2 separate regions of the Homo sapiens genome follow, and region 1 is linked to region 2. A link is a contact called in ENCODE Hi-C or POLR2A ChIA-PET data. All regions are on one chromosome and are shown on one strand. Each heading gives the region's core, a stretch centred on a gene start or an enhancer-like site at or near the end of the contact. The rest is flanking DNA. Distances are from core to core; before and after follow the strand shown.

The links. Hi-C counts contacts between places; a loop is a spot of excess contacts on that map. ChIA-PET counts read pairs that join two places held with the same protein, here RNA polymerase II (POLR2A). Pooled maps may share reads with other maps.
Region 1: a loop to region 2 is called in a map of transverse colon, with 2.9 times the contacts of the local background. The contact joins two enhancer-like sites. A Hi-C loop is called at or near these places in 8 of 168 maps with a recorded cell type or tissue (Right ventricle myocardium inferior, ascending aorta, cardiac septum and 5 more) and 13 of 50 pooled maps. POLR2A ChIA-PET finds 5 or more read pairs at or near these places in 4 of 52 experiments (HEK293T, Panc1, SK-N-SH and 1 more).

The regions. Positions count from the first base shown.
Region 1 is chr4:183,979,396-183,987,144 of GRCh38, forward strand. All of the region lies in intron 1 of STOX2 (storkhead box 2), which reads left to right. Among named protein-coding and RNA genes, the nearest start is that of STOX2, 78 kb to the left of the region's middle. Within about 2 kb of position 5,348, at least 2 of the 41 ENCODE cell types and tissues checked have a DNase peak (open chromatin) inside an H3K27ac peak, as active enhancers do.
Region 2 is chr4:183,874,383-183,881,460 of GRCh38, forward strand. It overlaps a transcript of STOX2 not described here. Among named protein-coding and RNA genes, the nearest start is that of STOX2, 27 kb to the right of the region's middle. RefSeq lists an enhancer at 3,989-4,741. Within about 2 kb of position 2,234, at least 23 of the 41 ENCODE cell types and tissues checked have a DNase peak (open chromatin) inside an H3K27ac peak, as active enhancers do.

The DNA.
Region 1 (7,749 bases), core at 4,098-6,597, 110 kb after region 2:
CATTACAATTTGACATGAGATTTGTGCAGGGACACTGATCCAAACCATATCACTGATATTCTTGTGATTGCCTATTGATTAACCAGATCAGTACTGTCCAGTATAATTTTCTGAGATGATGAAAATGTTCTGTATCTGCTCTGTCCAGCATTGTAAATACTAGCTACATGTAGCTATTGAGCACTTGAAATAATATTTTATTATTATTTTAAATGTTATTAGGAACTAACAGTATTAGTTCCTAATTTTCAGTTAATTTAAATTAAATAAAATTAAATATTAGTTCCTCAGAAAGTTCCATACGACACTATGACATAAACTTTTTCTGCCCTAAGTTCTTCTAATCAATGTCCTAAGAAGACAAGGAAGGAAAAGATGAAAGTAAAAGGAGAAAAACTGAGAGCTTATGATTTTTTAGTTAAAAATCCAGATTCTAAATATATTGTTAGGTCTTATATTTCAGGTCTTATGTTAGTTCCTCGGGAACTAATATTTTAGGCCCGGTCATGCCGAGTTCACCTTTGTGATGAGAATGTTTGGCCAGTATTATTCCTGAGGAACTAATATTTTAATTTTATTTAATTTAGATTAACTTATAATTAAATAGCCACACATGCCTAGTAGCTACTCTATTTGACAGCACAAATATAGATAATTGTATAATCACTGTGATCTTAGAAAACAAATTATGTTATTTTTATTCATTCAGAGAGATAAAAGAAATTATGACTAGTTTTTACTTTTTTACATCAGGATTTTATGACATTTTCTAGCTTTATAAACAAAAATGCATGATCCAACTTCCATGAGGTGATATAGGGAGGTGATACTGAGGATGAGGCTAATGTACATTAAAGATGTTAGTAGGAGAGTAGAAGTTTATGGCTGTGATACGAAAGGTGTAGAGGAGAGCAAAGCCCAAATAATGTTTACTTTTAAGCCAGCGAATATTGGATTGTTTTTGCGTGCTGAAAATAACTATACTTTCACCAGGCGAACACAACAGTCCGGATACTGTTGTCATTCTTGTCAGTAGGGATAGAGGTGGACATTAGGAGTCTGTCCCCGGATACGGAGGTGTCGGGAAAGCAGCCCTTGGAAGGTCCCTGCAAACCTCCCTGAACTGGGTGTTCCATTGTGGTGTGCCCCTTCCAACTGGTTCAACTGGGGACTGTGAGAAGTACAAATTCAGCCTGGTCATGCTGAGTTCAGCTTTGTGATGAGAATGTTTGGCCAGTATTTCTTTACTTTACACTCCGTCTGGACTTAGTTTGGAGCGAATTTTTTTTCCTTCTTATTCATAGTTTTTTTTTTTTAGAAGTATGGTGATACTTTCTTTTCATGTATGTTTACTTTTCATTCCTCAGTTAATTGGAAGCACCTTGAGGTCAGAGGTTGATTCTATTGCTATGTCTGCTTTGTAAAAATATGGCAGTCTTTGCCACCTTCATATTTTTTTCCCAATTCCATCTTGCAGGGAAGGAATGCAACCCACAGAGAGGATAACTCAGTTCTAATTAAATAAGCCAGGGACAAAGTCACTCAGTTTCTCAGCTCTTTGACCTTATAACTAATTCCAGCTAAAAGAGCTCTAGGACTCAATAGCAGTATATGTTTAAAGCAACAGAAATACTGATGATAGTTTTGAAAACTAATTGGGAAATACCATTTTTAGGGCGTATTTTTAGATGTAGTTGTTGTTTCCCAAATTGGGGGCATATTTGTCCCAAGGGATTGGGGCCATACACTGGCAGGTTTATACATCCTCAAGATGAATGTGGATGGTCTCCCTAAAGGGTCAGTTCACTTGTAAATTTGGGAAAGTAATATTGAATGGTGTTCATTGTAAACAAAGTTTTAAACTTTTGTTATTAGGACAATCAGGGTTCTATTACAGAGTAGAATGCATAGACTGTATGAATTTCAGGGCGTCTTCACAGTAGAATCTAATTGTTTTTCCTCTGCATATTGGGGGCTTCTGTGGGCCTCCATCATTATTCTCTGCAGTTTAAATACTAGATACGAGATAGAAACGTCTGAGATACACTCAGGCATGTTTTAACCCAGTCGGTTGGAAATAAATAGTCTGTAAATCCAAATGCTGTGTAATAAAATTGTAATGGAGAAGGGCAACACTTCGTTTTTCTGTGCTGTCTCATCGTTTTCTTATTGTTTAATGTTAAAACAACAAATTTAGAATCTGGCTTTTTAACTGAAAAATCATAAGCTCCTCAGTTTTTCCTCGTTTTACTTTCATCTTTTCCTTACGTGTCTTCTTTAGATATTGATTAGAACAACTTAGGGCAGAAAAATAGTTTATACCACAATGTGGTATGGAAAAAATTAGATATCTGCATACTTCATTTGTAATTTTTTATCCAAAGTGCACCTGCGGCTGGGCGCAGTGGCTGACGTCTGTAATCGCAGCACTTTGGGAGGCCGAGGCAGGGGAATCACTCGAACCCAGGAGGTAGAGAGGGTGCAGTGAGCCAAGATTGCACCAGTGCACCCCAGCCTGGGCAACAGAGTGAGACTCTGTCTCAAACAAAACAAAACAACAAAACGCAAAGTGCATCTGGAAAAGCCTTACAGTTGACTTTTCTTTCGATATATTTTACAAGGTGTTGTGGAGTAATGGAGGGACACCTGCACTGAGAATCAGGGGACCTGAGTGCTAGTTCTGGTTTTGCTAGTAAATCTTTGCAACCTGGGCAAGTCACCTTCCCACTTTGGGCTCTAGGATTATATACGATTAAGTGATGATGTACTAGATGTTTTTCTGTGTCTCCTCCAGCTCTTACCTGCACTTATTCAGTATTCCCAATCCTATGAGAATTGACTTTTGAGAATTTAAGTAACAGAATAGCCATGTTCTTCACTTCATGTTCATAGTGTTGCTCTCTAATACTTGTAAGAACACCAAGTGTATTTTTTAAAAGTATTTCGTTTCCTTACATATACAGTGCAAGGAAATCTTACCCAATTTAATTGAAATGGTTTCTTCCACCACTTAGTCAATCCTGGGCTATAAAGGCCCTAAAAATGTAGGAACTTTCTGTTTTCCAAACTGCTTTTGTTGAGTTTTTAATTTGTGTCTTTTTTTAAAAAAATCAATTTTATGCAACTAAGAAAGTATAATCTGTTATTGGTGCCCAGGGTTTTTGTTTAGAGAATTTCTCCTCTTCCCTTTATTTCTCAGTTTGTGCTAGTATTCTACCCTGGGCACTACTCCAAATGTCAGGCTACTGCTATAGCACAGATAGTCTTTTCGATAGATTCTGGGGAGGTAGTGTTAGGTGCGTTGTGAAACTCATGCATTTCTGATAGCATTGCAGTATTTCATGTTGGAAATGTTGGATAGTACTTTTGTGAAACAGAAAAGTTATCTCACGTCTCTCTGCTTCTCTCTGTTCCCTGGTTAAGCACTCTTTACATTTTGTTCACTCTCTCACAGTAGGCTTTTACCTTGCCTCAGTAATTATCTTTTCCTTTGGATGCATCCTATACCCTGTTGCCTGCATAACCTAAACATTCAGCATGAGGAACATCTCCCCTGTAGAAACCTTTAATGCCATTCTCCAGGTATTTAATGTTATCTTTATCCCAGCCTGACTGACTCTTTGGCCTTGTTGCTACCAATCTCCTTCATAGATCCCTCCAACCCAGCCATGCTGAATCTACCACCAGCCATTCTCCAAAACATCTTAGACTGTCTAACCACATCGTCTCTGTTCATACTGCCTTGCTGCCTGGAAAGACACTCTCATCTTGCCTCTCCCCACCCCTTTACTCGCCCATCCTGTGTGGCTGCCTCAGTGCCTCTTCCTTCCTGAAGCACCTCTCAGTTCCCTCCATGCTTCCTTGATGGCGCTTTTCTCATATCAGAAATAACCATCTTTCTTTGCTCTCCTGGTCCTCTTTCCCTCTTTGCCTTGAATGACATAGATGCTGATGTTGAACAATGAATATAGGAGCGGTACTCATTCATCGTTACTGTGACCTCAGCCACATGCTAGGATCTCACGTGCTGTGTTTTATAAGTGTGTTTTGAGTCGAAAGGAGGTTTAGTGGAATATTGTCACAGACTAGGATTGTTTTCTCCCCGACTGGTGCAGTCTTGAAAAAGGAAGAGAATCTTGACACCGCAGACTTCTGAGTTGTGATAGGAGTCCAAGAAGTCCCTGGGGGAAGCCGCGTCTGACCATATTGTCAGCATCCCTTCCCTCCTGGGAGTTGCCATGAGCTTATAAATGTTTTTGGAGAATGGAGGTGTCAGGCTTCTTTGGGAGGAGACTTACTAAGGGCCATCTAGCAAATGCTGAGTGAAACTCATTGCAAATATAAAGTGGGCCATTTTCCTATCCATTAAAGACTGTTCTTTAAATTTTTTTTAATTGATTAATTTTTAGAGAAGGATCTTGCTCTCTTTCCCAGGCTGAAGTGCAGTGGTGCAATCATAGCTCACTGCAGCCTTGAACTCCTGCCCTCAAGTGATATTCCTGCCTCCCAAAGTGCTGGGATTACAGGCATGAGCCACCGTGCGCCATGTTCTGAATCTGACCTTGGGCCACCCCTCTTGCCTTCTCTTCCTCTACTTCCCAGTAATGAACCCTCAGCCCCAGGCAGGCCTGCCTGCCTTATGATCCCCACCTCCCTCCCATCCACACCTCCACACCTTGTCCATGCTTCCTCCCTGCAGGTCAGTCCTCTCCTTCCTTCAGCATAGATTTAGGGTCTGCTGTTGGCTAGCCACTTTCAGGGATATACCTGTAAACACAAAACATGCAAAAAGTATCCCTGCTCATGGAGCTTATGTTATGACATATGGGCTGTGCTTTCTCTTTTCTTTCACCTGTCCAGATTCTAGAACAAGTTGGCCTTTCCGTGGAAGCCATTGCTGACTGTTTCGACCCCGGTTCTTTTCTTCAAAATTCTTGGGGGCACTGGTTACCTGTTCCTCCCCTTTGAAATACACTGCCTTGTATTTTTGCACTTTTTATATGTGAGTATCTTACCTCCTCAAGTACATTTGAAGCTTCTTGAGGGCAGACACCATGTCATTTGTCCATGAGAGAGTGTGCACCAAGGTTTGTATACTCCATATGTACACAACCTTAAAGATTAAAATTTAAATTCCTGAACTGACCATAGGACTTTGCAGTTAGGCACCTGATAAATATTTTTAATTGATTTAATGGTATTTATTGCTGTCTGCTTTTTCAAGTGGAGCAGCTCTAAGAGCATGCGAGACCATTAGCCATCAAGCGTTTATTAAGATCCTCCCCGTGTCCCTATGTGACGCTGCTATTTAATCTGCTGCCAAGGACGCAGGCGAGTGCCAAGCACAGCCTCTGCCCACACTTCATCAACTGAGCAAATCACCTCTGCGGTCCTCTGTGTGATGTTCGTAAAGCTTTACTGTAACACCGAAGCTGTTATCCAAAGATGTAAGAGGCACGGGGCCAGGAGGAGGACTGCTAATGATGGCTGCATGTGATTCTTGAGCTCATCTTGCCATCAGACGCCGAGATTTAAAGCATCAGCAGACCGTTCTTGTCTTTGTTTCTCAGTGGAGGCCAATGGTGTCCATTATGAAACCCACCGTACTCTCGGTAGGGCAGCAAGATGAGCTTGTGGTGGTTTTGCCTGACCGTGTATATTCTTTTCCATGGTCCTTCAATAAAAGTCTACTCAGGGGCAGTCGTTAGGGGTCATAGACCCCAGCAGAAGCAACTTCTACGGGAGACCCCACTTGTGACCTTGACCTCATTGGTCCATGTGCCAAGTAAGCAGATTGTGTTCAATCTAAATTTAAAAATTGACATATAGGTTTTGACATTTTTTTGTTTACAGTGGCTTTTTTATTTTAATTATCAAGAGGTAACACGTGTTGTTGAAAGAACAGACTTTCAACAGCAATGGTTGTTGAAGATGATTCATGTAGGAAGTCTGTAGAACAGCATACATAAACGTGTAAAAGGTAAAATTGACTTTCAGTGGCTGAAAGAACAGACTCGAGAGCCAGCTGCCTTGGGTTGAAATCCCATCTCTGCCGTTCACCAGCTCTGTGAGCTTCAGGAAGAGAGTTCCCCTCTTTAAGTGGGGCTCACACCAGTACTTAACTTTCAGAGTCCTTGTGAAGATGATGTGAGTTTCTAAGTACAGACATACTAGGCCCATATATAGATGAAAACATGCATGCTTGGATATTAGAAATTATGACTACATTTTTATTTGTACATTCTCATCCCTTCGAGTATTTGGATTTTTTTTCTTTCTCCACATATTTAACCTTTCATAGATCATAGAAGAAACTTGTGTCTTTAACTGTCAGGAGGTGGTACAGTGACCCAGGGCTTCCCAGAAGGCTCTTACACTGCCAGGACTACAGATATGTCTGTTTAGATATGAATTTGTAATACATTTGTTATATGCTTCCATCATTGCATTCTTAAGGTGCGTGTGCTTATTAGGCACCCTGTCTGACCTTACAGTGATCAGACCACGCCCGACAGGAATGGGCTGGATTACATGGGTTTGGGTGGATTTATATCCAACAACACAGCCAGACTTAAAGAGGTTTGATGAAAGGCGAGTGGCTTTGTTTGGAGGCGCTGGTGCTGGGCCCTAGGCTCAGTCTGTGGCATGCATGAGAAGCTAGTGGCTTATCAACGAGGAGAGAAAATCATACCCTAGAAGGGAAAATCAAGACCGTATTTGGTTAAGTATGTGGAGAAAGAAAAAAAAAACAAATACTTGAAGAAAAGGGATGAGAATGTATAAATAAAAATGTAGTCATAATTTCTAATATCCAAACATGTATGTTTTCATCTGTATATGGCCTATTAGGTCCTTATATGCTTCTGATCAAGCATACAAGGTAAAATTGATGAGGCTGTTAAAAAGTGCATCAGTAGCAGTTGGTGTGGAACACATTCTCAAGGGGGTCACAGGGTGACAGATAGTCCAGGACAGGGAGGAGACAGTGCCACGGGGAGGACTCAGCAGGAGGATGCCACGTCGTCAGAGGGAAATGGATACGCCAGACCAGAGCAAAGGGGGGACCCCAGGAGGGCAGAGGATGTGAAAAGCGTTAGGTGGTTGAGGGCATGGAAGACGTTTTATTTAATAACATTCAAAGCAAGCATCTCAATGGATCAGTAGATGAATATATAGTCTGCATGCCTGCTGAGTGTCCCAGACTCTAGGCAGCTAGAGAAGAGCTGATCTGGGCACAGGGACCTGGTTAGTGTTTGTAGCTATCGGATGGGTGATGGCGCAGAAGCGGGTTATACGTTTTGTAGCCTCCCGAGGACAGAATGGATGTCACTGTGCAGGGGTGACAAGAGACGCTGATTTGAACTCAACTCACAGGGGGGCCTTTGCCAGAGCCTGAGCTCTGTTGGGGGAGGTTCTGGAGGACAGGCTGAATCACCGGAGTCAGGAGAGGATAGGACGCTTTCAGGATTTTAGCCGGGAGACCCACGTGGGGACCCCTGTAACTCTGAGTTTCGGGGGCGCCTTATGAAGAGCTTCAGTGCATTTCCCATCTTTGCTGGCACCCCACATTTTGTGCCCCTGGTAGCTGAGCTGCTGGGTTCATGAGGATGTGGGAGAATTTGCTGCAGAATCGTCTGCCACCCACCTCTATGGGTTTCTGAGAATGAGATAATTTTTCGGTTATCCGGATCCTGAGCGGAGGCAGCGAGCGGTGCCTGTTTTGGCGTTATTGGATTTGGGAGAGTTCGG
Region 2 (7,078 bases), core at 984-3,483:
TTGTATTTGCTCCCTTTTAGAGAAGGAGGACAGTCCTTAGGTTTACAGAGGTTCTCTTTAAGCAACTGCAATATTTGATTGACTCCTGGAAAGCTCAGAGTCTCAGGAGGACTGAAGATTATTAATGAGCTTTTACCTTTGTTGTGTATTTTAAAATGTACTTATTATTCTAAGCAATTATACAGAACTCTTTCTAATAGCATTTTTGTTCTTGATCTGTAGAACAGGGCACTTATATATGCAGAGACTATATATATATATTGGCCGGGCGCGGTGGCTCACGCCTGTAATCCCAACACTTTGGGAGGCCGAGGCGGGCGGATCACGAGGTCAGGAGATCGAGACCATCCTGGCTAACACGGTGAAACCCCGTCTCTAGTAAAAATACAAAAAATTAGCCGGGCGAGCTGGCAGGCGCCTGTAGTCCCAGCTACGCGGGAGGCTGAGGCAGGAGAATGGCGTGAACCCAGGAGGCGGAGCTTGCAGTGAGCCAAGATCATGCCACTGCACTCCAGCCTGGGCGATGGCGAGACTCCGCCTCAAAAAAAAAAAAAAAAAAAAAAAAAAAAAATATATATATATATATATATATATATATATATATATATATAAAACTTAGAATTTTGCAGTGTGAATTAAGTTTACATGTTGTGGGATAGCTTTGGTTTCTGTGATTTCTCAAGAACAGAGTCACATACATCTCAAGAGCTCCTGTCCTTCCACTGTCTGCAGACTTAGTGGCCCTGGGCTGCCTCTTTCCCTGACCAACATTTGTCTCAAGTAGTCACCAACAATGCCCATATTATTACAGGGTGATGGGGACTGTGGAGAAACTGAGTTCTAAATTTCTCTTCTTGTCTTTATTCTCTTAAAATAAGGAAAGTCCTTCTTTCTCTCCCTTCCCTCCGCTTCCTCAAGGCTTTCATGGTAGGTGGTGGTGAATACCTTGGCTGGGGTTTTAGAAGATGGGGCAGGGGAAGGAGGCAATTGTGGTTTTGTTTTCTGTTCCTTATTGATAGCACTTCCGCAGAGGCCAGTGGCTTTTCTAGGGAGAGTCTGTGTTTGCCCCAGGCGAAGCCTCCCATTTTATGGAGGAGCCTGTGATAGTCGGGACTGTGTTCCCTGGAGGGCTCCCTCTCACTGTGTGGGAGCCCGAGGCCTGGTGGAGCGGGCTTTGCAGCCTCCTCCTTTCATGCAGCAGTAGCTGGTGTCTCCTTTGCAAAGCCCTCTAAGAAAATTGAGTGGCAGCCTGTGTTTTGTCAAAGAAGGATGGAAGAGGAGGGTATACTTAAAACCTGGGTCTTGAGAGGATGAGCTCCGCTCGTTTTAGTCTCACATGAGTACTTTTATCATTATTGTTGTTGCTATTATTGGAGACAGGCAGGAGTCAAGTGCCATGATGGTGGCCCACTGCAGCCTTGACCGCCCAGGCTCAAGCGATCCTCCCATCTCAGCTTCCCGAGCAGCTGTGACCACAGATACATGCCACCACGCTGGGCTAATTTTTTAAAAATTTATTTGTAAAGATGGGGTCTTACTATGTTGCTCAGGTCCATCCAGGGAGGAGTGATCCTCCTGCCTCAGCCTCCCAAAATGCTGGGATTACAGGTGTGAGCCACTGCACCTGGCCACATGAATACTTTAGATACTGTTGACCAGAGGCCCCATATCAGCTAGAATTGTTGCAGGTGCATGTTGCCTATGTTCACCTTGATCCCCATGAGTTCTCCAAGAGGTGCAGATCTCTTGATGACCCAAGCTCTGCGTCTTGCAGACACCTGAACCCTGTGTCTGGCCCACACAGTTCTCTGACAGAGACTGTCTACAATTTGAACTTCAAGGGGCGACTCCCAGGCGGTCTGATGCATTACCCCTGACTTGGCCAGGTCCCAAGCTCTTGGCAGCCTCCCAGACTGCAAAGGCTGTGCGTAATGGCTTTCCAGAGAGTGTGCAGCAGGCCCGGGAGGCCTGGGCTCCTTTCCTTTGGGGGAGATGCCAGCTTTGGCTCAGCCTCCTGGTTGGCTCTGACCAGGAGGTCAGATAAGTGGATGACGTAAGTGGATGACGGATAGGCTTCTTGGTATTCCTTGTTTATGGTATTAATAACCAGACATGGAACTGCACCAGAAAGGAGGTTTTTAAAAGTGAAAGTAGTTAGTCATGTTGAGCCGGGATGGCAAGGAGAGGTTGCCAGCGCCAGTGGTTTGAAAGGTGCTGAGGCCCCACCTGTATGGAGGCAGCCGCTCAGGGTGCCTGCTGAGCTGTCAGTAGTTCTCATTGTCCCGTAGGGGACCCAGCACCTCCCCTCCTCTCTGCTGCCCAGCCCTGTGGCCTGAGCCAAGTCGTTCACGGCTGCGCCTCCCACTTTCTTGTCTGCAGAGCGAGTGGGGTTGCCAGGAAGGTCATGTAAACCAGTGAAGTGGGCCAAGCGGGCATTCTATTCTGACGTTTCTTGAAACGTGCACAAAGCCCTGTGAGTTCCATTGTGAGTGCGAATGGAGAAGCGTTTTCTAGACTGAGAACGGTTGACAGTAGTTCCTGCATCCTGGAACATGGCCGTGCCGTTCAGTCTTTGTGTTGGGGAGGGTCTTGGAGAATGTGTGGCCCCTCTATAGGGCCACCACTCGGCTTCAGGAAAAAAGGCCCATACTATGAGACTGTGTTTTTTGGGTTTTTTTAATGCTATAAATCTGTAAAACTTACCCAATTTCAAAAAATATGATGAGGACCAAAACTAAAAAAATTATATGTGGGCAGAATTTGCTGAGTCTTCCATCTTTGGGATAAAAACAATCTCTTTTAGCTCTAAGTTCTGTGAGTCTCTGATTCTTGCTATCCCCTGAACTAAAGTCCTGCTACTCAAAGCGTATGGTCTGGGGACCAGCACGTCAGCATCTCCTTTGAGCTCAAGAGAAATGAAGAATCTCGGGTCCGCACACAGACCTACAGGATCTGCATTTTAACCAGATCCCAAACATTTCCAGAAAGATGATGCTAAAATGTTTTGGAGTAGGGGAAACATGAACACCAGCCAGTATGTTAGCATGAATCTGGTTTTCAGGTTAATTCACTGACCAAAAGAATCAATGGATCAGAGCATATAGAGATTACTTTTGACCAAGGGAGAAAATAGGGTCTGTAACTTTGTTGCAGAGCCGTTTTGCATGCTCTGTATGCGTGCTCTGCACAGTGGAGTGGGACGCATGGAAGCTTTGAGTTTCTGGTTGAGGATAAAGCGTTATTAACTTTATTAAGAATTTTAAGCACCTGCCTCATGCCGCACTTCCGCTGCTGCTGCTGCTGCTGCTGTGTTTTTGAGAAGGAATCTCGCTCTGTCTCCCAGGCTGGAGTACAGTGGGGCGATCTTGGCTTACTGCAACCTCTACCTCCTGAGCTCAAGTGATTCTCGTGCCTCAGCCTCCCAAGTAGCTGGGACTACAGGTGCCTGCCACCACACCTGACTAATTTTTTTTTTCTTTTTACTTTTAGTAGAGACGGGGTCTCACCCTGTTGGCCAGGCTGGTCTTGAACTCTTGACCCCAAGTAATCTGCCTTCCTCGGCCTCCCAAAGTGCTGGGATTACAGGTGTGAGCCACAGTACCTGGCTTATGCCACACTTTCACATAATTTATCCTATTAAGCCCTGACAACAGTATCTTGAGGTAAGAATTATCACTTGAAGTTTTTAGACCTGGAAACTGAGTTGCAGAAAGCTTGAGGAACCATCCAAGGCCACTTGCTTGCTAGGAGAGGAAAGAGCTGTGATTTGCACCCAGGAGATCTAAGAAGAGCTTGTCCAGTGCAAGCTTCATTTATACAACTCTGCCATGGCCTGCCCTTGCTGGAGACATTTTTAGATTCAGTGAACCTGCCTGGTAAAGGTGCCATTTGTAGAATTCCCAGGAATAAGAAAAACTAAAATGCAGGCCTTGTAATGCTGCTCCAAGTTTATTCATTATGTTTTGTTTTTTGGTGTTTTTTGAAACAGCTATTACTTAAGCTTTCATTGGTGGTTTTGGCCACGGAAAAGCAGCTACAAAATAAGAAATATTTGTCACTTCATAAGGACCAATTATTCTGTTTTAACAGTCGTTTTCTGGGTTTAATCCAGCAAGTTGGGTCCTGATTTTGATTTGGAATTAGAATTACAGACAATAGCAAATTGAGAACATACATGCAATCTTGGTGTTGAAAGAAAACCAAATGAGTGTGAATCTAAAAAGCATGTTCATTGTGCACCTTTAATGAAAAAATTTTCTGTATAACGACCTCTTCAATTTAGTATTTAACATTTCAAAGGACTTTGAAGGACTCTGCCTTCTCAAAAGTTGTCAAAGATTTTAGCTATTGTCATCATTAGACTTCAAAGCAGAAACTGCAGGCTATTTTAATGCCAATGCTTTTAATCCTAACCTTTGTATTGAGATTAGGAGCACAAAGGATGGCCCGTAAGGGGTGAGCTGAGTTTTTCTATTTTGTTTTCTTTTTCTTTTCCCTAAAGATTTACAGTGAAAGCTCTGCTCTCTAGAATTGTTCTTTACTCATGGATAGTTTTTTTTTTTTTTTAGGTCTAAACTATTTTGAAATCTGCACAATGGTGTCTGTTATTAAAAAAGAACAGCCACAGTAATGAAAGGACTTGGCACTTACAGATCAATTTCATGTGCCCACAGCCTGTTTCTGTAAAAGATCAAGAGCCATAAATCTCTCCCAAATTATCTGTGTTTGTTATTATTTTAGTGTTTGAAGATTAGACGTGTGTATGGGGTGAAGGAGTTGGTGAGAATTATGTGTAGAGACCCCAGGCAGCCTCAGGCCAGCCTCGCGAAGGCATGTCCCCGGGCTCACTGCCACCCTCTCTCTCACCATCTCATCCTTCTTCACCTCCATGAGCCCTACACACATCCCTTGTACGCCTTTCTGCTCTCGGCCCATACATCAAGCATGGACATATTTGTGCAGTGTCCTCACGGAGCAAAAACAGAAGCACACGGTGGCTCTATGCTGGCCTCACTCTGGAGGAAACCACAGAGCTCCGGCAATGAATAGTTTCTCGGGTGTTTGTGCATCGCACGAGTTCACAATGCGGCTGGGCGCTGGGATACAGTGAGTGACTTTCTCTTCTCATGGGCCCTAACATCAGGTAGGCTTGTGTAGCCGTAAGTTAAGTGAGCCGCATCTCCATGATCTCTTCTGTCCCTGGCAATGTCAGATGCCTCGCGTTGGTGTGGCACCTTTCACCATTTCTCCACGGACAACTCCATCTATTAATTTCTTGGAGAAATCTGGAGCCCAGATTTAGGGGGCTCAAGTGGCATAGTTGATTTGCTGCTGATGAGTGGAAGGAAGGGTTAGTGGGAACCTGTTGGGTCTATGGCCAGCTTTGGAGGAGGCTTGGGGGATGGGAGCAGGATGCTAAATACAGGGAAGAGGGGTGGGGTGTACTTGAGAAGAACGTGGGGGGATGGCGCATGGCAATGAGAGGCGATAGTACGACATGGTGCAAATCGTACCACGTCGGAAGTCAGAGACCTAGGGCCTAGTCCACTTGGTGCTGCTAACTAGCTACAGCCTTAGGAAAGGAATTTGGTGCCTCAGTTTCTTTTCTTTTTTCTGTTTTTTTAGAGACGGAATCTCGCTCTGTTGCCCAGAGTTGCATGATCTTGGCTCACTGCAACCTCCGCTTCCCGGGTTCAAGCGATTCTCCCACCTCAGCTTCCCAAGTAGCTGGGACTACAGGCATGCACCACCATGCCCAGCTAATTTTTGTATTTTTTTAAGTAGAGACGGGGTATCACTGTATGTTGGCCAGGCTGGTCTCGAACTCCTGACCTCAGGTGATCCGCCCGCCTTGGCCTCCCAAAGTGCTGTGATTACAGGCATGAGCCACCGTACCCTGCTGAGTTTCTTTATCCATATACTGTGAGTGCAGGAGCAGATGGATTTAAAAATCTTCAGATTTAAAAGTCTTCTTTTTCAGTTATTAGACGATTTGATTCTAAAGTATCCAGGTATAAACCAATCAACCAACCAACCAACTGATCAAACAAGCCAGAAGTCTTTTCATGGAGGAGAAAAACTGTGAATTTTGCAGAACGATTGATTGAAAGCTACTGTTAGAATTTTAAGAAGAGAATGTCACAGCCAGATCAGAGATAAAGATAATTTTTTCATCTACATTCAACATGTCCAGAAAAAGTATGTTTGGAGACTAGGAGAACAGAAAAGATGGCACTAAAATGTTTAGGTTAGAATTAACTTGGGGCCTTCGTCTGATAAAATGAGAGATGAAGAGAAAAAGATGGAGCCAGCAAAGTTTGTGAAAGAGACAGCAGAAAGCCTTGACAATGTCTCTGTTAGATGTTTTCCTCTCATTTTACAATTTGAACAACCAACATGAAATTTTAGCATTTTACCTTGGACAGATAAAGAACATTGTGGGGTAATATTTTTGCCTGTTTGATAACTTACTTCTGAACAGGATTTTTTTTTTCACCTGTGTACAGACTCTAAGGAGGAAATTTTTTCAAGAAATACACGTGATTGTTGGAGAGTTAAAATTTAGACCATTGTGTGAAGCTGTTAACGTCTGTCTCATTGGCTGTGGGAAGAAGAGTGAAAACATTCTCTAAATATAATCAACAGAGCTGTAGGGTGGTACAGGTCTCTTCAAGAGCCTTTCTGCCTTCAATGAGACTGAAGTAAATTGCCTTTTCTGAATTCCCCAAGGGCTGCTGAAGTTACTCGCAAGCTCAGAGATTGTCTAGGAAAGAGGTGCAGCCACACCATCAAGAGGTGAGGAAATCTTAGTCCCAGTCGTGGAGAACAATAAAAGGCTGGCTGAGTGCAGTGGCTCACACCTATAATTCCAGCACTTTGGGAGGCTGAGGTGGGCGGATCCCGAGGTCAGGAGTTCGAGACCATCCTGGCCAACATGGTGAAACCCCGTCACTACTAAAAATACAAAAAAAATTAGTTAGGTGTGGTGGTGCGCCTGTAGCCCCAGCTACTCTGGAGGCTGAGGCAGGAGAATCACTTGAACCTGGGAGGCGGAGGTTGCAGTGAGCTGAGATTGCAC